Linked DNA regions of Homo sapiens: region 2 is linked to region 1. A link is a loop called in an ENCODE intact Hi-C map of the cell type or tissue named here. Cell type or tissue: heart right ventricle. All regions are shown on one strand.

The links. Hi-C counts contacts between places; a loop is a spot of excess contacts. Peaks named below come from ENCODE experiments on the same cell type or tissue, not always from the same donor. Only the 100,000 strongest peaks of a DNase experiment are listed, where the experiment ranks them.
Region 2: a loop joins it to region 1, with 5 times the contacts of the local background. A loop is called at or near these places in 104 of 110 quality-filtered maps.

What each region holds. Positions count from the first base shown.
Region 1 is chr17:3,003,428-3,005,927 of GRCh38, forward strand. RAP1GAP2 (RAP1 GTPase activating protein 2) reads left to right here. Exons shown (of 25, transcript NM_015085.5): 15 at 1,942-2,013. Among named protein-coding and RNA genes, the nearest start is that of RAP1GAP2-AS1, 39 kb to the left of the region's middle. RefSeq lists enhancers at 192-321, 492-541. In heart right ventricle, no CTCF peak of the experiment used is centred here; DNase peaks (open chromatin) are centred at 234, 954 and 1,650; H3K4me3 peaks cover 930 bases; H3K27ac peaks cover 2,019 bases.
Region 2 is chr17:2,836,395-2,838,894 of GRCh38, forward strand. The region is part of intron 2 of RAP1GAP2 (RAP1 GTPase activating protein 2); the gene reads left to right. Among named protein-coding and RNA genes, the nearest start is that of RAP1GAP2, 41 kb to the left of the region's middle. In heart right ventricle, no CTCF peak of the experiment used is centred here; no DNase peak of the experiment used is centred here.

The DNA.
Region 1 (2,500 bases):
TGAAGCCCACCGCCGGGGAGGGCCCTGTCTTTGTAGCCCCCTCCCCGTTTCCCGTCACGACTTGTCTGTTGCTCGGACGATGCTCTGTGTGCCACCGCGGCTCCCAGGCCACTCTTGGGCGTGGGGCCTTTGTCACGTTTGAAGCTTTCTGAGGTTCCCAGTGCATCCTCATGACCCACACCAAGCTCCTTCCTCCTTCCAGCCATGCAGGTCCCTTCCCCAGAGTCACCTGCATCTGCCTCTCTCCCTCCCTCCAAGCCCTCGCTGGAGGCCCTCGCTGCATTTAGAAAACAGGAAGGTGGGGCTGTGTTCAGGCAACTTCTGCTTTCAGTCCAGTGACCCAGATGTCCCCAAGAGGGGGGAACAACAAAGGCCTGGCCGCCTGGTTGGAATGGGGTCAAGAGAGGCGCACAATGAGGATGGAAGGTGAACGCACGTCGCAAGGAAGGGCCCTGTCCTCCGTGTGGCCCACAGGGCTCTGCTGTGGGACTGTCCAGCTGGAGGGTTGGATGGACTTGAGGATGTGTCTGAAGCCACTTACACGGTCGGCACAGACCACTCTAATGCAGGCTGGAGGAGGAGGGGGAGTGGGGTGGGAAGGGCAGAGCTGGGGCTGCCCTCTGGCCTCTGTCCCAGGTGCCCACGGTCTGCAGTCTCCCCATAGCCTTCCCACACCCCCACCCCTGATTCTGGCTCTGTGACTGAATTCTTGACCTGGGCCACCGGTGCCTGGTGGGTGGTGGTAGGGAACCGGGTTCAGCTGCTGGAGCCCAGCCAGAAATCACGTCAGCCGAACGCGCACCATTTCCTGACTCGGGGCACTGCAGTTTGGGCTGGGCAGACAGCCTGGAGCTTGAGAAGAGAAAGCCCGTATTGACCAGCTCTCTCCCGCTCCGTTTCCCCTCCGGACTCTGGCAGGGCCTTTCCTTGGCTCGGTGCCCAGCTGCCTGCTCACCCGGCCTGGCAGACTCTGCATCTGCTCCACTTCACAGGCCGGGGAGGCTGGCAGCACGCCAGGGCTGGGCTCACGTCAGCGGCTGTGTAGGGAAGGGAGGGCAGTCTCCCGAGAGCCTCACAGCCTCGTGGGCTGAGAATAGGTGAAGTCAGGGCACCTCTGTGCAGAGGGAAGGCGGGGTGTGGGGCCCGTCCCACGCCTGGGCGACCCCCATGCAGCGAACCTCGAGGCCGTCACTCTAAAGCTCAGTCTCACTCAGGGTGCCAGAGGTGCGCGCCCCACCCTCAGTTCCTAGCCTGGGCCTAGGACTGGCTGACCCCGTGTGTGGGGCCAGGGCTCCCGAACACGGGTCCACCGGCTGCACGAGAGTTTCCGGGGGGCCCTACCCTTCCGATTCGGCAGGTTTAGGCCAGAGCCCATGAACCCAGTCTGTATTTTTAAACACCTGAAGCAATTTTGAAGCAATTCTGATTTATGGCCGAGCTGAGGAGTCAGGCTTGGGAAGAGAACCCCAGAGACGGGTCGGGAGAGGTCTGGATGCTCTGTTCCTCTGCGGCTAATCACCTGTGGGACTTGGGGGCTTCTCTGTGTGTCTCTGGGCATCTGTTTCCTCATCAGGGAGAACAGTTCTCCCTGTGCCTTCTCAGTAGGATTAGCGTCACGGTCGAATGAGGTCACGAGATGCCATCTCCCGGGCACTTGTATGGCATTAAAATTAGGGTCCCAGCCCTGTCCAGTCATCTTGCCAAACCTGCTTCTGGCCTCCAGGAATGCAGATGAGAGGCTGCGGATGGCCCCACACCGTCCGGCCCCACTTCTAGGAACAGGGTCAGGGCCTGTGCTGGCGATGCTCACAGGAGTATTTTGTTTGTGTTCTGGGAAGAGGAGGAGGGAGAAGGTGAGTAGCTTTGTAAGGAGCGTGGCTCCCGTAGGGGCAGCGCTCGTCTCTTCCCTCCAGGTCCGTACCATGACTCTGTTTCACTCAGGTCTCTGTCACTGCGCGGGAAGATGTGCCCACCTTTGGTCCACCTCTGCCCAGTCCCCCCGTTTTCCAGAAGGTAGGACACTCTTCCTTCTGCCCCTCTCGCATCCACGATGCCAGGTCTCAGTGCTTGAGTAGCAATGGTTGGGATGGAGCCAAATTCAGGCTGGGAACATTAGGGAGCTCCTTTTGCAGGTTTTGGGGGGAACCTCCTTTCTTGGGGTCTCTCCCCACCTCTTTCATGCTGCCAGTCTGGCCCAGCATAGGACCACTTGTCAGGGTGTTTGACACTGGGGTTGCTTTTCTGCTGAAAGACGGGCTTTTATGTTGAGCCCCGGTCAAGGAGCCTTGGGCAGGAATGAGCTCCAGTCGTGGAAGTGCCACTGTGGCTTCCCAGGACCAGGGAAGCGGGTTTCCTTGTTGGGATATTTGCAAGTGGGCTTGGCCTGGGCTAGAAATGATCCGCTGTCGGAAGGGACTTTTCAGGGGTTCTCCCCATGGCCCCGGCTCTGCCTGCCTGTCACTGTGGCTGAAGACCTTCTGGCAACAGCCGAGAGTGACAG
Region 2 (2,500 bases), 170 kb before region 1:
GCCAAGGCAGGCGGATCACCTGAGGTCAGGAGTTCAAGATCATCCTGACCAACATGGTGAGACCCCATCTCTCTTAAAAACACAAAAATCAGCTGGGCATGGTGGCGGGCAACTGCAATCCCAGCTCCTCAAAAGGCTGAGGTACGAGAATCGCTTGGACCTGGGAGGCGGAGGTTGCAGTGAGCTGAGATCACGTCACTGCACTCCAGCCTGGGTGATACAGCGAGACTCAGTCTCAAAAACAAAACAAAACAAAACAACAAGCAAACAAAAAACTGGCTTCAGGTCCAGCTAGATCCAGGTGGGTGAGACAGCATCATCGGACCATCTATTTGTACCTATCTCTTGGCTCTAATTCCTGCATTTATTTCATTCACAGGCACCTCTCCCCACATGTTATAAGGCAGCCACTGGCAGCTCTAGTGTGAGCTTTGAAAATCTCAGTAGGTATGATTAAGCTGCTTCCTTCTATAGCACCTGTAAAAATTTGGTGTTCACTCTGTTTGGACTGACGAGGTGTGTGCCCATTCCTGAAGCAATCGTAGTGGATTGGTGAATAGAGTACATGAATTGAGGCCAGTAACGGTGGCTCACACCTGTCATCCCAGCACTTTGGGATGCCAAGACAGGAGGATCACTTGAGGCCAGGAGTTCAAGACCAGTGTGGGCAACAAGGTGAGACCCTGTCACTACAAAAAATTAAAAAATTAACTAAGCATGGTGGTGCACACCTGTAGTCCTAGACACCCAGGAGGCTGGGGCTGGAGGATTGCTTACACCCAGGAGGTTGAGGCTGCAGTAAGCTATGATTGCGCCACTGCACTCCAGCCTGGGTGACAGAGCAAGACTCTGTCTCTGGAAAAAAAAAAAAAAAAAGCATGAATTTGAATTTGAATTGGCCAAGCCTGCATCGTGTACCTACCCCAAAGCTCAGGCTGGGTAGGTTGAGAAAGGGGCAGCCCCGTATAAACCACAAAAACCAACAGTGGTGTCAGAGTGCTCCCCAGGGGAGCATCAAGGTACTGTCAGCTAGAGGAAGGGGCCTGGGCACGGAGCAGGCAGAAAGGCATATTCCGCTTCGTCTGGTGATGGGCATCGGGAGTCTCTGGCCGAGTCAGCTCCTCGTTTCCTGGGGCTCCATTCCTCTTCATTTTGGATTTGGCGGAAGTCAGTGTCCACAGGACCATCTGTGTCAGGGTGTCAGCCCTGCTTCTTTTTTTTTTTTTTTTTGAGATGGAGTCTCACTCAGTTGCCCAGGCTGGAGTGCAGTGGCGTGACCTTGGCTCACTGCAAGCTCTGCCTCCCGGGTTCACGCCATTCTTCTGCCTCAGCCTCCTGAGTAGCTGGGACTACAGGTGCCTGCCACCATGTCCGGCTATTTTTTTGTATTTTTAGCTGAGACGGGGTTTCGCCGTGTTAGCCAGGATGGTCTCGATCCCCTGACCTTGTGATCTGTCTGCCTTGGCCTCCCAAAGTGCTGGGATTACAGGGGTGAGCCACCGCACCCGGTCTCAGCCCTGCTTCTTAGTGGCTGTGTGATCCTGGACAGAAGAGTTAGCCTTTCTAGGTTTCGGTTTACTCATCTGGAAAGGAGTATGATGTTCATGTTCTTTCTTTTTTCCTTTTTTTTTTTTTTTTTTTTGAGACAGAGTCTCGCCTTATCACCCAGGCTGGAGTGCGGTGGTGCGATCTCGGCTCACTGCAACCTCCGCCTCCCAGGTTCAAGCAATTCTCCTGCCTCAGCCTCCTGAGTAACTGCGATTACAGGCGCCCACCACTGCATCCAGCTAATTTTTTGTATTTTTAGTAGAGGTGGGGTTTCACCATGTTGGTCAGGCTGGTCTTGAACTCCTGATCTTGTGATCCGCCCGCCTCGGCCTCCCAAAGTGCTGGGATTACAGGTGTGAGCCACGGCGCCCGGCCTTGTGTTCCTTCTTGATGGGGCTGACAGGATCCAGTGGAGTGGTAGGTGTGGAAGTGCAGGCAGCTGGCGACATGCTGAACCCAGGGGGTGGTGTGTGCTGCCCTGCAAGGTGATTCTTCTGCTCCAGGGTGAGCAGGGCCTGTCCTTGGACTTGCTCTTTGGAGAGTTGGGATGGTGACCTGTACTGGGATGGTGACCTGTACTGGGTTGTTGACCCCTCGGGATGTGTGGGGTGATTCTTCCACAGATGAACATAGCATGGGGCAGAACACTGTCCCACTGCGGGAACCCTTTGCTCATTCTCCGAGCTCCAGATGAGGAAGGGAGGCGGGTGGAATTGGATGAATTGGCGCAGTGATTCCGAAATTGTAACCGGGGGAGATGACATTTGGTGGTAAGAGGACGGGACACAGCATTCCCCGAAACTGATCCCCGGAGAGAAAGCTGTTTATTCCCTTTGCAGTTCTCTTTCTGTGCAGCTCATCACTTCAAGGAGAATGTCTCAGTTAGGGGCTAATATATGTCTTTAACACCTTTCTAACATTTGCTAACCTTCCTTATTAACAGAGAGAGTGG